2 separate regions of the Homo sapiens genome follow, and region 1 is linked to region 2. The links are chromatin loops, found by intact Hi-C in ENCODE. Cell type or tissue: heart left ventricle. All regions are shown on one strand. Links, peaks and the distances in the headings refer to the core of each region. The heading gives the core; the rest is flanking DNA.

Evidence for each region. Hi-C counts contacts between places; a loop is a spot of excess contacts. Peaks named below come from ENCODE experiments on the same cell type or tissue, not always from the same donor. Only the 100,000 strongest peaks of a DNase experiment are listed, where the experiment ranks them.
Region 1: it touches region 2 in a loop (2.3-fold over the local background); 9 of 110 quality-filtered maps call a loop at or near these places.

The regions. Positions count from the first base shown.
Region 1 is chr2:205,702,168-205,711,475 of GRCh38, forward strand. The region is part of intron 2 of NRP2 (neuropilin 2); the gene reads left to right. Among named protein-coding and RNA genes, the nearest start is that of NRP2, 24 kb to the left of the region's middle. RefSeq lists enhancers at 4,435-4,574, 4,785-5,084, 5,960-6,736, 7,028-7,187. In heart left ventricle, for the core only: no CTCF peak of the experiment used is centred there; DNase peaks (open chromatin) are centred at 4,679 and 5,144; H3K27ac peaks cover 5,722 bases.
Region 2 is chr2:205,753,190-205,762,497 of GRCh38, forward strand. The region is part of intron 12 of NRP2 (neuropilin 2); the gene reads left to right. Among named protein-coding and RNA genes, the nearest start is that of NRP2, 75 kb to the left of the region's middle. RefSeq lists an enhancer at 1-295. In heart left ventricle, for the core only: no CTCF peak of the experiment used is centred there; no DNase peak of the experiment used is centred there; H3K27ac peaks cover 2,401 bases.

The sequences.
Region 1 (9,308 bases), core at 543-8,542, 51 kb before region 2:
CAATCCTCCTGCTTTCACACATCCTGTTACGAGTATGCCTGTCTCCTGTAGCCTTCCCATTCTGACTTGTTTTTGCTTTTTTATGGGGTTATCAATTTTGCTTCAGGAGCCCTTGCTGTCTCTTGGGAAGTTTGAGTTCTGGGACCTAAGCTTTGCTCAAGCCAGTGCAATCCCAAGGCCAGCATTTCCAGTTGGCTTCAGCCAGCCAAGCTTGCAGCAGAGTTAGGACTGGGGAGTGATCCCCAAGTGACAAAGCGTAAGAGCAACAGAGGATGGAGTTCTCAACATCAGTGTAGCTGCTCACAATCTTTTTTTCTGAACTCCCCCACACCGTTATATTCTGCATATTTAAGGTTTTGGATATTTGCCTCTAAGTGTCCTAGATAAACAAGGTGCTCTTGTGTTTATTTACAGCCAGAGGGGCCCTCTATATCTTAGAAGATATGTCTGTTTCTCCCAAAGTAAGAGATGATATCTTAGAAAGGTAGCAGTTTCCCAGTTGATAACCTGATCATAGTAAACAGAGAGATCAGACCAGACCTTAGTCATCTGGCCCCTCCCCATTCAGCCAGCAGTGTTTCCCTGTGCTCAGTAAACACCCTCGATTCCCTGCAAACAACCAAGCATAGTCTTGCATCTGCATGAGCCCCCTGAGTTCCCAGGGCTCCAGCCCTCCTTTCCCTCCCTCCACAGTGTCCAGCTGCAAGCTCCCATCTTCCTCCCCTGAGTTTCCTTGCTTCCTGCAGTTCCCTTTTATCACCCTTTCCTCTGAACTCCCAGAGCACTTGATGTTGCCTGAGTCCCTTGCTTTTTGTTCATATGTGGTCATCTTGAGTTCTCAGCAAGTAAATTCTACAAGGGCACAAAGCATGTACTTCATATCTAAACTCCCATGGCGCCTAGTCTAGGAGGGTGCTAGGCAGGTGTGTGCAGGTGATTTCGTGATATTTTTTACATTGGAAATGCCAGGCAATAGGTCAGCATGAGCTGAATCTGTGTTGGAAGGCAGACAGATCTGTGTTCCCTATTTGTCCCTCTGGGAATATGACATAATCTTAGGGGGTAGGACACAGGCCAAGAATGTCACTAACTGATTTGGGACATGAGTCTCTCACCAACAAAATGGTAATAGACCATTCATTCATTCATCAGGAAATAGCTATTAAACACCTACTATGTGCTAAGCACGTTGGTATTATTGGGAATACAGTGATGAATAAATCATATTCTTTTCCCTAAAGTCACTGTTACTCTTTCCATTTTACAGATGAAGAAACTTGGGCTCAAAGAAGTTAAGCAACTGGCCCAAGGTTCTACTCCCATAAGTGGCAGAGAAGGGTTTTGAAGCCAGATACCCTAGTTTTCAATCTCTGCTTTACTCTTGTGCTGTCTGCCTCCCCGGCATCATGCATTTGGCAGGGGACATGATATGGACCTGTTACGTGGGCCCACAGCATCCAGGTCCAGCCTAAGCTGGGAAGATCAAGGAAGGCTCCCTGGAGGAGGTGACGCCTATACGAATTCTAAAGAATTTGGCCAGGCAGCAGGGAGTGTGTTTGGCTGGTGTCATAGGCAGACAGCAGCATGCCCAAAGACAAGAAGGAGGGAGGGTTTGATGCCTTCAGGAACCAAAATAATTGAACATGCCTGAACCCAATTTCTTAACCAGTGAGCATTGTAAGGGTAGACTAAAAGGGGCTGTCCTTGTGACTTGCTGACACAAACCCTTTTCCCGGTGAAGAGGTGCCTGAGCAATACTATTTAATTGTATTTCCTGGCCAGACAACTTCCACCATCTCCTTAGGAGACAGGGTGGTCAGGAAGCAGGAAAGACTAAGATGATGGGGACTCTCTGCTGTCCCCACCTTCCCTGTCCATTGTAGGGTCTCTGCAGCCTCATACCCTATGTCCAGCGACCTCCCCCACCCCGCCGCCAGTGGAATGCCTGAAAGTGGGGTTTGGCCTGGGAAAGTCCAGGTAACACTTCAGATTAAGCTCCTCTTGTCAATTTCCTGCTACACAAGACTTTCTGAATCCAAGTCTCTTTCCTATGAATAGAGGGCGGGAGGCCAGATTGCCCAGTTGGAGGTGTGGCTTCAGCTGGTCTCCGTTGAAGTCTGAAAAGCCAACAAAGCATAGTGAGAATTCTGTGTGGTTCAAGAGGGTGCCTTGTGCTTGTTGAGGAGAGGCCGTTGGCTTGATCACTCACGACACTATTACTGACGTTATTATTTACTGCCTGCCCAACCACAGAAATATTCTGATTCCCCTAAGGAGCCAGTGAGCAGTAATAATTTTCTGTATTGCAACAATCCTCCTAATGACAGAAACAGATCCACCTCCAGGTACGTGGTGGACGAATGGGAGCAGCTGGCTGCTGGCCCCACACTTACCAACCTTGACCACAGGGTCCACCCAGCAACTCCACCTCACCCATGGATCAGGGGGAAAAACAACTCACAGACTGTTCTCCTCTTACCAAGGTTAAAACGCAGCTGGAATTACTTTGGGCAGTTTGTTTTTAAAAATGAGTGTTGCAATTGTAACTGTCTCAATGCAAGCTTCGCTGTAGATGCCCTTCTTAACAATATGCTTTATCTTCTGACTGAGAAAATCACTTGAGATGTTATCATGCACAATCCCACTTGTTCTGCCTCTCCACCCTGGCACCTTCTCCGAACCCAGAGATCCCAGAGGGCCAGCATCTCACCCCATGTAACTCCATGTAATTCTCCCATCTAATTACACCGGCTGAGAGTCTGTCTTAAGAAATTCAGTGGGAGCTCCAGGTGTGGAGGGGATAAAGAAGAGATGGAAATATACCAAGTGAAAACATCAGATTTTTCTAAAAAGGGATTTGTGTATTTTCCTGGAGTCATGAGTCCTATAGAAAAAAATTTATATTCTTTTTGTTTTGTCCTTTTTACTGGCAAGGGATTTAAGCCTTTGGATTAAGAGAAACTCAAAAGATAATTTAATTCCATTCTTATACTTCTGCCTGGATAAATAATTCCAGAAAAAAAAAAAAAAGATATCAGCTGCCCTTGTCTTTCCTTCCAGAAAAGAGCTTCTGTAATCGTCCTTCATTATGGGACATCGTGCCTCACAACTCATCTCAGTTGATTGCAGAGTAGATGGTTGTATTTAATTTACATAATCAAAATTTTTTTCCTAGAAGGAGAATCCCTGAAAAATGTTAGCTGGGTCAAAATAAAATTTTCTAAAAAGAAGAAGGAAAAGGAAAAGGAGAAAGAAATGTGAGTTGGGCTTAGGTTTGGGAGGGCAGCAGAAAAGCATGACTTTTTTTATGCCTCTTTTCGAGCTTTGTAGCCAAGCATCTTGGCAGTCTCTAATATTTTTCTACTTTTTCCCACTGGGGACTCAACTGTATGTTTGTGGGTCACGTGGAGGAACTCTCAAAATTAGACAACAATAGCAAACATTTATTGAACTCTTGCCAGACATCAGGTCCTACCCTAAGTTTTCTATGTTTAACCGCCACAGCTGGTACTGGTACTACTATTATCCCATTTAACAGATGTAGATACTGAGGCCCTGAGAGATCACACAGATAGTAATCGTGGGGCTGGGTTTGAAGCCAGGCAGCCCAAAGCTGCCTTTGTATACCTGTGTCAATCTGCTTGGAGCTGTCATCTGCTGTCCCAGTGCTTAGGTATTTGGGGCCTCTCTGATTTCTTTAGATATCCTTGACAAGCCTTTTCTTTTCCTTTTCTCTTTTTATTCCTTTTCTTTGCCTCTTCCTGCCATGCAGTCACCTCCGGATGCCAGCGGGGCAGTCAAGGAGAGAGATCTCTTTCTGTGTCTTTAAATACAAGCCAGAGGCCTCTCAGTCCATCGTCTCTCTCTGCCTCCCTGTCACCTACCTCCTACTCCCCCAATCCCCCCACAGCCCCGCTCACCATCCTCTTCAAATTCCCTGCCATCCTCACCACCACCTTCACTCTCCATCTGGAGTCCAAAGATGTGAGGGCCAGTAATAGAGTGTCAGCGGAAGTAATTGATTCCTCACACCGAGAGAATTCGCCTGCCTTTAGTGTCAATGGAGCTGAACCAGAGTCTTGGAGGGTGAGCGAGACATGTAAACAGTCCGTGGCCGAGCTGTCAGGACGAAGCCAGACACACCGGAGAGTGAACGAGGGGGGAAATGGTGGAACAAATAATTGTTTTATTGGAAAGGAAAGGAATAAATAATATTTCAGCCCAGGAACTGGCAGTTTGAAAGAGATGGTTGAGAGCTTGGAGCAGAAGGATTCGTGATGCAGGTTTTAATGGAAGAGATTTTCTTTGTCTCAAAGTAGGAGGTTTCGTCCCCACCCGACCCCCCTCTCCCATTATCATCATTATTATCATTAAAATAATTACTGTAACAATTACAGTTGATGAGACCTCAGGTTTATACAGCACCTTTCATCTAAAAGTTCAAAGCGATTTATCTATGTGTCATCTTTTGAGAGTGGTAGGAGGGTAAGAAACTATTATTTTGGGGGGTCATCTGCTGGGAAACTGAGGTCCAAGCAGATACAAGATTTAGTCCAAGCCTCAGGGCAGGCTGCTGGGTTAAATGGTGGGGTACTGAGTTATCTTCTTGGGGGCCTTTTCTGCTGTACTCTTCACTGCCTGGGCCTTTATACACACGTGGCTCTTGAAGCTCATCCCCGGCACTGATGCCTCCTCCCACACTGCCAGGGCCTCCACTGGTCGCTACAATATTGTGGCCAACCAGCCAGAAGCTCTGTGCGCAAAACAAACAGCCTGCTTCTGGCTGTGAGATGAATAAAGATCCTTCAAGGTCTGACTCACACAGCTCCCATCCTGCTTAGAGACTTCCTGTAATCTGGTTCCCTTTCTTGTAGAAGCTCATGTCCTTTCTAAACATCTTTCTTCATGGTCTTATGAGGCTCTAGCCAGGAGCACCCAACATTCCTAAATGCTTGCTTCTTCCACCCCCAACAAACCCCAACCTGTTCTCTCAGAATGGAAAGGGCATTTCTGGGATGGGGAGAGAAGGTGAATGCTTTAACATGCCTCACATGGCCCGGGCTGCCTGTGCAGCATGATGCTTCAGAATGCAGCTGTCGAAAGCATAGTCACAAACGGAAGCGGTTCCAGCTGACTGGCCCCTGAGTGCTAGATTCAGAATCTCCGCCCTGGCGTGGCAGCAGCCCTTTCCTGCTTGGACATTAGTGCAGGCCCATCATTTCCACACCATGGTGTTTTTTGCACAGTAGTGACAAGTTTGCCCCTGGAGCCAGGAGAAGCTCCAAGCTCTGTAATCTGAAGCTCCAAGTAAATGAACTCTAAAAGGGAGGCCCATCACACCTGCCACCTACTCCCAAACTGTCCCCTACTTGGATTTCTGCATGGCACGTTTTTCAGATGAGTTTTGCATCTTCCAAGTTTTGTTAGGGAGGCTGGATGCCAGCAAAGAGGAATAGAAAAATGATATGGAGCCTAAATCCCTGGAAAAACAAAAAGGACTTTTCTGTTGCTGTGGTGGATTCCCTGGTGCCCAGTACACTTCCGTTCCCAGCAGGCTCCCGTTTTTTGGACAGACGGGGAAGTTATGATTTGCCCTCACAATTGGATCCCCTGGGAGCCAGAATTAGTGTGAACACCTATTCCGGAGGGAACTGTTCACCCTGCCGAGTAAAGGGGCACTGCCAGCACACCAGGGGCCCCAGACGCTGTGCTCTGATTGCCCTTCAGTGACCACCCATGCAGGCAGCCCCACCGGGCACAAAGGCATGATTCCTGTTCCCTTTTGTCAAATGAGGCCAACTGAGGCACACAAGCATGATTGATCCAGGCCAGCGTAGGAAAATTTAGTAAGTCCTGGCCCTGCTGGGATTCACCTTTACACCTGCTAGTGCTGCTGCTGCCGCTGAGAAAAACAGAAATGGAAAGAAATTGTGGACTACTCTTCCTTTGCACTCTGGTATCATTCCAGAATGCTACCAAGGGGCCCTTTAAGTTGACTGCAGAGGGTGAGGATTTTATAGACACAGAGCAGACCAACGAAAGACCCAACACTCATGCTGAAAGCAGCCTGCCCCCAAAGCCTTAAACTTCACATTGGCACCGGTTGCCTAGAAAACCATTCCTTACATAAGCAAACATGTTTCATCCAAGTGGCCTCCAGTGTGTGTGCTGGTCCAGAAGCAGAGCAGACCCGTGACCACACGGCCTCAGGAATGCGCCTTGCTGGCCAGCCAGGTCAGCGAGGGAAATGGTATTCACCCAAAGGACCAGTGCAGAAGTTGGGGAGGCTTTGTTGCGTGCCCTTAATTCTCTGAAAGTTCACCTTCAGAGAGACTTATCAGATGCGTTGTCTGGAGTGGCCTCCTTCCTCACGTCAGGAGGCATTCTTGGCAGCCTGCTCCATGAGGAACAATGAGATTGGCGGGGCCCTCACCATCATCGCAGGGCCTTTGCGGAAAAAGAGCCAGCAATTATAAATAGATGTTATTTGTCGTTTCCATTTTCTTGCCTTCAAGGTTTTTTGGAATAATTCCTTCAGTTTGTTTTGGGTTATTCTCTCCGTGTACTTCCTTTGGTGGGTGGTCAGACTTCCTCCTTTCTGAAGAGCCATGGTGACCCTGGTTGTGAGGGGATTGTGGATAAGAAGCTCAAAATATCAGCGATTTGTGGTGGGAAGAAATGAAGGAAGAAAATACAACTGCAAACAGCCACTATTAAAAAGGCGCTTGGTACTGATGCAGATACCCAAACAAATACAGAGTTTGGTAACTGTTTGAGCCCTTGGCGTTAAATAGCAAACAAGAATAACAGCAGCAGTAACAACAAATGGCTATTCATGGAGCATGTACTGTGTGCCATACACTGTGCTGACCCATTGATATGCATTAACTCACCAGCCTCTTGGGAGCTTGAGCACCTTGCTATCTAAGACAGCAGATGGAGGACGGGTGGTTTTGAACATAGCCTGGGCTCAGAAACACAAGTTTGAAATAAAATCTCGAAAACTCAAGTGTCTGAAACACTGTTGATGGATTTGTGCAGGGGGATGATTTTTTAGAAACCCAGCCCCAAGAAGCAGGGTATTGAGACTGCCTCTAACTGTGCTTTTCGTTTCATCTTCTCCTGTCTGGCTCCCAAGGTGTCATGTGTGTGTAACTCTTCTCTTCTCCACATCCACCATCCTGTTTTGTTTTATGCTGGTAATAATAAAAATAGCCAGGGGCTCTCAGGTGCTTCCTTAAGGCATCTGGCACTGTGCTGGGCCTGCATGTACCTTCGCAATCCTGCCACCACCCGCAAAGGTGGAGACTGTTATTATGTCCATTTTGTAGATGATGAAACTGAAACTCAGAGAGGTTAAATACCTTGTCTGTAATCACACCATGAGCAAGTGCCAGAAAGTAACTGGGTCTGTCCACAAAGCCCACATGCTACACTTCCCAGGTTACACAACACCCTCTTAGGTATGTTTCCGTTAACAGTAATTTAACGTTTCTTTTGTCACAGACCTTTTCCCTAGAAAAATGTGCCTACTCACAAACACAAAATTTCGGCAAACAAAGATAGAGCTTCCCCAACCCACTTACACTTGTGTGTAGGCCCTAGGAGAAATCCCCGCATTTAAGAATATGTGCTCTAGATGATAACTTAAGAGCTTATAAATATATGGGATGCTGCTTTCTCACTCCATGGGCCATATGTTCACATATGGATATATATGTGCTTATAAAAATACTCCACTTACAAAAATTAATATGTTATCCCATCTGAACTCTTACAAGCTAGATTTCTGCTGGGTGAGTCTTGAAATCATGGATTCCAAATCCGCTCACTTTTCCTGTTGGTGATTTGTCTATTAATTTTGGTAAGTCCTTCAGCCTTGTTTAAACAGAACAACTCAAAAGAGCAAGATTCTGTTAAGTCTCTTACATATCTTACACCCATTTTGTGGAAACCTAACTGAGGCCCTAAGGATTCTTTACACCTGGTACCTGCTAATGCTATTGTGCTATGGCAATCCGGTATTTTCATTGCCCTCAGATCTTCCTCCCACAAGGAGACAAAGGGAGGAAGGGAAGGTCTCTGTGCCCTGGAGTTTGACTACTTGGGTTCAATGCCTGTCTCTGACCTTTCCTCCTCATGTAACCTTGGGCAGGTCACTTAACTGCTCTGAGCCTCGATGTCTGCATCTGCAAATGGATGGTAATTGTAACAGGGCCTGGTTTGGATGAAATGAGGATTAAATGAAATAATATCTGAATCAATGGCCTGGCCCATAGTAAATGCTCAATAAAATGTGAACAGTTTGCAGATATACCAGCTTTTTAGTAAATGGGTGGTACAGATGCAAGGCAGAAATTCAAGGAAATGAAATTTACTTTAAAAAGTCTGACCTGACAGTGAGCTGACTTCTCCATAAAGGCTAGGTGACTGTACTGAGCCTAAGGAGCAGGTGGCCTGGCTTCAGGCCTGAACCGACCAGAGACCTCAGCATTGTGCAGATCTGCCTTGCAGCCTTTTTAGACATCGTGCAGCTTCTTTGTTGGGAAGTTGTATGTGACAGTGCTGTTTTTTTTCCTCCTAATTTCCTCACAGGTTTTAATGTAAGGATTAATAAGACAGTGTTTGTAGATGTCTTTGAGCCTCCTGGAAGAAAGGCACTCCAGGAGGTGATAAATTCTCTGGCCTGGATAATCTACTCATGAAATATGGAACTTTGAAAGTGTGAGAAAAATCTCAAATCACTTTGACAGCATTTTAATTATAGTTGATTTGTTTGCCGCTAATAGTGAAAATGCTGTCAGCATGATTTGAGATGTTTCTTCCACTCAAAATGTTATATTTCATGTTTTTGAGTCACAAGGCAACATTTTGGTTTTCAGATACAACCAGAATAGCTCAGTAAATGTGTTGGGGCACAAAGACAGAGAGTATAAAATGGATCAAACTCCACGGAAAGCATCATCGTAGCACGCATTCTTCTCAACATGGAACACCAGCCTGAAGTCCCTTATTCATTTACATTTATTTACTCAACAAAAAGTGAATGAGACCTCCTACATGCCAGGCACCAGGGAAGTGTCGTAAATTCAGCAGTGAAGAGGCAAGGTCCTTGCCTTCATGGTGCTTATTGTCTGGTGCAGGAGACAGATCATAAACAAATAGGTATATTGACAAGACCTTTCCAGATTATAATCATAGCTATGAAAGAAGTAAGATGATGGTGAGATAGAGAATAAGGGCATGCCATCTGAAATAGGGTGGTGACAGCAGGCTTCTCTGTGGAGGTAACATTTGTCCTTAAGCCT
Region 2 (9,308 bases), core at 465-8,464:
AAGCTGGGAGGGAGAAGCGGAAGCCAAGATAGAAGAAAGAGGAGAAAGAAAAAAGGGACAATTGGGAGGCCCTAGGAGATGGGGCACGAGTCAGTGTCCTCTTGTTCCCATAGCCAGCACCCACTGCTATTATCACAGAGCCCCTTGTCAACTTCGAGCTGGGTACTGTTCCTAAAATGGCTCATTGGGAGATGACTGGCCTTGAGTTTGATTTATACGTCTCTGAGGGTGCCACTGCTTCTACACCAAGTCAATTTGAGGGACCAAAATGCTGCCACACCCATGGGTATCTAGCAGAGCTGCCTGGCACTTGGCCTCTAGAAGAGTATTGCTGTAAGTCCTGGATACATTGTTAAGCCCACCATTTTAGTTTCAGAAAGCCAGATTTCAGAAGCTTCTCCTGGCACTGCTGACAAGAAGGGGTTGCCTCTATCCCTTCTAAACAGGTAGCAAGAGTTGTCTGCTATCTCTGCTGTTACGTGCTTTCACAGCAGTATGATGGTAAATGTTTAACAATAGGCTTTTTAGGGATTAAAAAATAAACTGCTTTTTAACGTTTGTCACTTTCAGTGGTGTAAATACCCTTACCATAGCTGAGCTTAAGCTACCAACACAACATCAATGGAGATGGAGTTGAGAAGTCAGTAAGAGAGCATTATATAGTTTTTTTTTCCATTGTGCAAATACAGTAGACAGAAATGACTCCAGAAGTATAGCTACTGATAAAATGTATTAAGATAACTAGCAAGTGTTGAGTTTTGAGGATTTGTTACCTTTGTTTTTTAATACAATTTATTGAATTATAGCTTTATATAATTTAATTTTTACTAATGAATACATTTAACAACTGGCTTGCAAAACACTTGACAAGCAGCTCTCACAAGCTGGTACACCTTGGATCTAGCACAGCACTGAGTGACTTTGAATTCTCCTGTACTTCTGGCCTGGACCTGAGACCTCCATAAGCACTGGAGAGGAGAGGGGTGAATTCCGGAAATTTAGTAGATCAGTTTGCCAGGGTACAATAGGAAAAGGCTAGAAAATAAAAGAGGGAAAGGGACCTTCCCTTCTGCAGGCTTCCTTAGAACTGCTTCTCACCCCAAGCACTGGCGTGTCCCTTCTTCCCGGTGGGGGCAGTGGGACAGATGCTAGGAGAACACTTGGAGCTGGCCTCCTGACACAGTCCACACTTGCTTCCCTGGAGGGTCACAGTGCCTGATCCGGAGAAAAACATTTTCATATTTCAAGTGTTTATCTCTTCAGCATTTGAGTGCTCAGAGAGATTAATATCTGAAGATCACCACAGCCTCAGGCAAAAGAAGAGAACACTTACCCCAGTCCAGCCTTAATCACCCTCCCTTCTCTGTTCACTGCAATAATGTTTAATTAATATAATGAGCCTCCTGCACGTTGGGAAAAAATACTTATTTTTATAACCCAGCCTGGATTTTTCATTTCATTTCCACTCCTTTGAGACTGCATCCAATTAATTCATGGTTGTTCCCAACCCCCATGTTTTATCTGAATGTAAAGAAGGTTTGTGGGGTCTGTGTAGGTGTGGGTATTCTAGTGTTAATGTGTGTGTGCATGAGTGTGTTTGTGGTTTCTGTGCATGGGTGTGTGTGTGTGTCTGTGTGGTATGTACCTCAGCAGAGGCGCTTGGAATAAAAGGATATAGCCGGGGTCCTCTGCAGGCTGGGGAGGTTGGCTGGCTCTTATTCAGTGTCTGTCCTCAGGTTCATTCTAATGATTCTGGCCTCCTCCCTTGACTCTTCTAAGCATATTTTCTCTGGGAGTGTCTGAGGGCAGCCCTACCCAGGCCACAAGGCCACCAATTACTGAGTCACAGCTCCAGGGGAGCTTAAGTGACCTCCCTTTGACCCTGGCCTGGACCTCTGTTTCTTCACCCGTTCACCACCGCCTCCTCCTCGTCCAGTCCTGGCCTTCACCCGAAAGCCCCTATGGTTGACCTTTGCTACTGGTTGGGAATTCTAGTCTTTGTCCTCCTTCCAGTTGATTCATTATACCCTGTGGTTTGGGAGGGCTTTTCAGAGCAAGCTCACAAAGTGGGCAGAATTCCAACCTTTGGCTGAATGGATGGGGACAGAGAGAAAATTACGGCCATAAGGAACTGCTAAATCTAATGTTGTTCCTCCCTTAAGATATTGAAAGGGAAAGTAATTATTTTCCTATTCCAGAGGAATCCCGAAGTTTGGGAAAGTGGCACTTATAACCTGCCTCCAGGAAACAAAATCATAATATTGTTCTCAGAGCCCTTCCCTCTATCCTCTGATGACTTTATGAACCGTTCTCTGTATTTCCCATTTTCCTTCTCCCTACAGAGCTTGATATTGGGCTTTAAGCAGGAGAGGAGAGAAAGCCCTTTCTGTTCAGGGTGGTCCTTACTTCTTCTCCATAGGGAAAAAAAAAAAAGGAGGGGGAGGCCCTGAGGGGATTGGGGAGAAGGGAAGCAGCTGGCTTGGTTGGGGGCAGAGCAACTGCTAATGGGTTCAGAGCGGCTGGCGCCCACAGAGTCAGCCTGAAAGCCTGTTGTGTGCCACACTTTGCCATCCACAGAGGGGACCGTCCCACTCTTCACGAGCGTGTGCCATATGCTTCATCCCCTGATGAGATAGGCAAACAGAAGTAATGAAATTTAAGAAAGGAGGTGTCTCTGTCAAGTGTGAGGGGCGTCAGGGTGAAGAGAAAGGTGGATGGGAGAGGAGCTAGCCGTGTTGAAGTACCCAACACGGGCCCTATGTGGAAACTGCTTACATTCCTCGGATATTTTCTGATTTCATTATTTTCTCATATTTTCTTTCTTTTTTTTTCCTTTCCTTTTCCTTTTAAGTAAGCAATTAGTTCTGTTCTTTTTGGCCAGTGGTTGCCTAAGGCTGAAAAGCACCCACTGGTTTCATTCCACTGTTTTTGTTTTTCAAGATAGTCTTTCAAGCCAGTCAGAATTTCTGTTTTTAGCTCTTTGCTTGTGGCTTAGCTGCCTGGAGTGTGTTCACACCAGCCTCTGGGGACCCTGTTCCAAATTCAGTGACCCCTGCTAGCTGCGGAGGAACACTCAGTGTTCTCTAAGAGGCCACTTTGGCTTTCCTCTGTAGTGACAATGACATAGGAAGCACCCCCTTACTAGGAGATGGCATGTTTCCTACATTCTCAGGTGCTTTGAACATAGACAGAGTTTTGAGAATGATCAAAGCCCAGCCTTTAAGAACCGAGACAAAAACTCATAGGGCGGGCAGGTATCTAAAGCTGCAGCATTGAATATTGTAGCCATGAGCCATGTGTGGCAATTTTATTTTAATTAATTAAAATGATTACAGCCAAAACTTCGGTTCTGCTGTCCCACCAGCCACATTCCAAGGGCACAGTAGCTACACTGTATTGGTCAGTGCATAGACAGGGCACGTCACTGTATACACGGCATCATCACAGAATGTATTGGACAACACTGCTCCAGTGCTTTGGACACTCACATGAGAGCAACCACCAGGGGCCCTTGATGATTCTTTAGTTCCCTGGTTTTGGTATGAACCAAGAAGCAAGTAATGGAGGGATGTGTCTTCTGTGGGATCCCTTGATGGAGTGTTCAGTGGCTGGTATCTTTATAGCTGTCTCATTCTCCCTCACTAGATAACTACAGTAAAGTAAGCAAGTAACATGGCATTAGATGGTGTAGGAACTATTGCGATTAATCAAAAAGAGCATTGTAAGTAAATATTAATACTAAGTAAGGTCAATAATCATCATCATTGTGATTGTTGTGTCATTTTTATTGTCAGGAATGAGACAAAGAAGATGAGGTAAAGGGTACTAGGCCAGGTCAGCTTCAGAATCCTCCAGTGTGTGTTCCCCCTAAATCTGTGCTCTTTTATTCGTGGGTTGGCCTTGTGAAATCTGATTACAGTATTACTTCAATGACTTTCAATCATGAAAGTGATAGAAAGAAAACAAGCGAAGCTGATATTGAACAGAGCTTTGACTGCCTGGTCAAAGCCTATGGGATTGAGGGAACAGAACCTTTACTCTAGGCTCAAAAACAAGCTCAAATGGGAGTAAGTCGAGAATCTTAATGTTATAAAATACCCAAATTTTACAAACAGTGGCTGGCTATTCCTTCAAATGTAAGAAGTAAGATTGTTAACACCTCACTGGGGCTATTTTGATGCAGACTGAGCCATTGAATGAATTCCGTTAGAGTGGGAGACCTTAGCCATGATTCACGGTGGAGGCGCACACAAGAAGATTAAGTGAAGTGTGGATGGGTATGGTGAGTGGATGGTTGCAGAGAAATCAGAGGAAATAACTGATGAGTGAATTTACTCATAATGGGCTTGATTTTAGACAGTGAGCAAGTGGTGACTGAATTGAAAAGCAACTCTGAGTTCAAAAGATCAGGTGGGACCGATGGCAGCAAACAATCCATTGAATTGCTGTTAGATTGAACTGTCTTCAGAAAGAGGTTGCTGTGGCTTGGCTGGGGCACAGACACTGCAAATCCAGAGACAGAACTTCCTGGGCTCTGGACCATGATAGATAATTAAAGATCAGGAGCAGCTTGGCTAAAAGAAAGCCAATAGTCAAGGAATAATTTCAACTGGAAAAGAAAAGGATAGAGGCCCTTCTTTAAGGAAGGTAGAAAAACATCCCAGGCTTTGCAGAAAAAAATAACAGCAGGAAGAAGCTTTCTTTACCCTTTTTTTTTTTTTCCTGCAAATCATGATTGGTTGAGTCCCCCAGCAGTGTGTGGATTGATAACGAAGGGGCAGAATGACAAGACAGCCTCAATGGCAAAACCTTCATGAAAGCCGGCAGAGTGAAAAAACAGCTCTGGGTAGATTCCTGCAAGGGCTAGGACTGAAACCTTCATGTCCACAAAATGGTCTATTGTAAACCTTGAGAACATCTTGCTAAGTTTATCCAAAGTCAGTGTTTCCCTTAACTGGTTGCTAATTTGAGGACCTTAGCAGAGATAGGCAGACCTTGGAAGGCCAGCTGAGGGCTGACTCATGTTTTAAGCATGGACTATGCAAAGAGACTACATCTCCTACAGCACTAAATATTCTTTCAGATGGTCGTTCTAGTAGGAGGGCAAGATGCTAGCCAGGAGATGTGCGTGTTGGACAGATGGTGTGTTTGGCTTTGTGATAGCCAGGAGGATCAAGCTGGTGATTTATTTCAGGGTTTGGTGAGGTGTAGACACAACTGATTCCATTGCTGTTGGGCCAGTCGCAGTCACGTGTTCACATGACACTTAAGCAGCTGAAGCCAGATGCGGCCGTAAATCGCCAGGTGAAATATCAAGAGACCTTTCCAGAGACAGCAGCAGGTTAAAATGCTGAATGGCCCTGTCCTCTGTACTTCCTCTTCACCCTTTTGAACTCCTGTTGTTCATTCCCAGGCGATTGTTTTCCCTGTATCATTGGCAACAACAGATGTTTTGGGTCAAGGACCCAGCGAAATGCCTCCCAAGTATGTCAGGTCCAGGAGGAGAGGAATTGTATCTCTGGGACATTATTTCTTCAATCTCTTTCAGCAATGGAACATATTTCCTTTCCATTGTCTTTTTCTTGGAAGCTGTCCATTGCCGGCATCATAGCCATCAGCTACAAGAACAGGCAGGGCTGGTTCTTAGCTGGTCAGTTGTCACGTTCAGGCGACCTCTTGACAATCCAAAGGGCTTTACCTCAAGGTTCAAGTAAATAAAAAAGTAGCCCCCCGCCCCCACCATACCAGCTCTTTTGACGGTCCAAGTAATCAGTAGCCACTGTATACCTAGAACATCTTCTGTGTCTGACAGTGGTGGGCCATAAATCGGGAGATTCCAGAAGAACAAACTTCAGTTGCAGCACGTGTTTGATCTCAATATCTATGTGTGGGTGCCATGACTTAAAAGAGCTGAAGCATTTATAATAGCTTGGAAGAAGGGTCAGTGGAAAACCAACACTGCCCTAGAAAGTAGACATTTGAACCATGCCCTAGGAAGTAGACATTTGAAGGGGCAAGGGTTCCTAGGGAAGCAAAGACTACGAGTCTTAATTCTTCACAAGTGAAAATGTCTCTAAGTTGGAAAACAGAAATTGGCTATGCTCCATCAGGGGTAGAAGGAGGAAATGTCTCTAAATGACAGCAGGAAAACTTTAAACTGAATTTAAGAAGTTTCTGATGGTTAGGGTTGTAACCTAGAAAACACACTACAGACGTGGCCTATGGAAACTCCTTCTCTGGAGAATTTAAAGCAAAGGGTGGACAGCTGTTCTTGGATGCTTTTGGCACGGTTCCTCCGGGAGGCAGGACTGGCCTGCCCTAAGATCACTTGAGGTCCCACTCTTGTTCCAGGATCATGTAATATTTTATTTCATCTACTGTGAAGCAACACAAAAGACCTGTGGTGATGGAAAACTTGGGGCCGGCTGGTTTCTGGAGAAAGAGCAGATAAGGGGAACCAGTCTTTGTCCAGAGAACATCTTTACTGCCCTCATGCCAAACATACTTCTTTTTGAGTCTTGGATTGGCCTTCCTGGGTTATTGGTGGTCTTTCTATCCTTTTTGTTTCCTAGTAAAATAAAGGCAAGCATAGGAGGGAGTGTGTAGAGTGATATTAATAGTAACAACTTTTCCTGAGCTCTTAATGTGTCCTTGTTACTGTGCAAAGCACTTTACATGGCTCATTCCATTTACTCTTCCCCCAACTCTATGCAGTAAGACTGTCTTTGTATCCATTTTACAGATGGAAAGACTGAGGCTTTAAAAGCTTAGTGAGTTAGGCTGGGAGTCCAATCCAGATGAGAAGCTATGCTGTGGCAGGTTTACTGAGTCCAATGAGGATTCAAATCCTACGTCACTCCAATTCTCTGAGCCTCAGTTTCTTTTTGGTGAAAATGGAGAAGATGGTATTTATTTTGCAGAGCTAGATTTCACAGGGAAGGTGACATCAGGGGAGGCAGGTAAAGCCTCCCGTGTGATCGCGCACAGGCAGCAGGTGTTCAATGTGTTCATTCCTTTCCCCCTGCTCTTCTTCTCCCTTCCTTGGGCTTTTCCTGGTCTGAGTCATTCCTTCATGATGTCCCTGGTTCTAATCAGGCCTCTGTCAGTGACAGGCGCTTTGCAGCTCAGCATCTCTCTGACTGATGTCTACTGCTAATTCCTTAAATTTACATATCATCTTTCTTCCCTGGAGCTCATAGCACTTAACAGACAAGTGGGGCACAAATGATTTAACGAAGTGAAATCCAGAGGCCTGCTCGTCTGGAGATTCTGCAGACTAGTGGATTAGCTCAGATGTCAGCACTGAATTATGATCCTTCAGCTGCTTGTGCTAAGCATGTCACTAGCATTAACTCCCTGGTCTTGCAATGTTCCCCTAAATCATGCATAGAGATTGTCATTTTATCGTGAGAGGGAGATGGGAGAGAAGGAGAAAGGAGAGAAGAGGGGAAGGGGCTACCTGGTGGGGTGGGTCACTGGAAGGGGCAGACTGTGAAACCTTTGGCCTGGCTGTGCCTGGAGTTTCAGTAACAGGAAGGGTAAGTAGAACAGACCCAGATACAATCCATTCAGCCCAGTTCTTCACACTTCCACACACATTTCACTTACCAAATTCTAACCATGATGCCATGATTTCCCTGCCGCTTAAGAATGTAAATTCACACAAGTGACAGTATCTCTGCCAAACAATTTTCAGGCAGCAAGTGGGTCTTATTTGTGAAACTGTGAAGGAAGAAGGCTGAATAATAAATCTCTAAAATCTGGTTTCCTTTATATATGAGGTGGCAACAGTAAGGGCTTGGAAATTACCGGAAGCGTGGGAGCATTTAAAGGGTTCTCACTGGTGTCTCGGTACACTGGGTGCTTCCACAAGCCACCTTGTCATTACTGGTGCACCTCACCTTTGAAAGTGGCTGTTGGCTTGGGAGGGTAGAGGGAATTGTGAAGGGATTATATCTAAGGGATTATGAGAAGCTAGCTGATTCTCCTGTCCTCATTTCCAATGTATAGCCTCATATCATTCTTTAACCGTGTATTTATCATTCTCCATTCATCCATTCATTCATAGAAACAAAATTTTCTTGAGGAGTGGCATATATATAGCACTATCTAGGGGTAGAGAGAAGAAGCAATGTTAAACCTTATTATTTGTAAGACCAGCATTTACAATATAACTGGGGTGATAAAAAAGACATGAAAAAACCAGTTAAATTATAATGCCAGGCAGTGAGTGATTACCTGCTGAAATCCATGGAAAATGGCCTGCCTGAAGTCCTTTTAAAAACATAAAATCAGCAGTACAGTCAGTAAATGCTAGAGTTGTTGAGAAAAGAAGCGGATTAATGTTGCATGTGCCAGAATAGTTAGGAGAAGAACTAGCCAAAGGGACGGGGTAGATGGAGTGGTTCAGGGAGTGGAGAATTACAGCTAAGAGGAGAAAAAGCAGCAACGGGCCCAGTGGGGAAGCCAGTTTGCCTCAAACAGAGTGTGATTGATTGCAAGGACTTGGGGCAAGCTACCTGCAGAGCAGCTGAAATAAAGAACTTATTGCATGAAGGTGGAAAACCTGCAGTCAGGGGTCTCGGCTCTGCCATTGAAGTTGCCTCTCTACCTTGGACAAATCACTTTAACCTTTCTGAGCAGTTTCTTCATCATGTGCAAAGTAAGGTTAGTAAGTCCTATCTCACAAGGATATAGAAAGGATGACATGAAATATTGCATGTAAATGTGCTTGTAACCTGTAAAGCATTATGCAAGAATGAGCTTTAATTATTATCATTAACAGCAGTAATAGTAAGATCTGATAGGGGAAGCATAGGTTTAGAAGATCTTTGAGGGTCTGATTTGGCATCAGTGTATCCTCCCTCAGCAGACACCATTATTAATTCTCTTCTGTAGACAGCTGCCTTTTAGTTATCTGTGCTGATTTTGGCCTTGCAGAGGTCACACCTTGTAGGGTATGTAGACAGATGTGGCTTTGGATGGTTGAAGAGGCACAAACTGGAATCCCATATACGCATACTAAACTGGTCTCATTTGACTTCAGGGAAGCATAGCTTCTGAAGCACTAATCCCAGAGAGCCTAAACAGGAAGGAGCTTAGGGGAGCAGGGAGGTAGGTGAGGCAGCTGGGGAGTCAAGAAGGAAAGAGCTGTTTCTGGGCCACTGATGGGAGGTCCAGCACAGGCTCAGCTCTCACCTAGAAAGTTGAGGTCAGCAGGATTAACAACAGCAAAGCAGTGGTCCAGGGAGTATTGCATTGATTCTAGGCTCTAGAATCCTAGCCCATCTACCCTGACAAGTCCAGGA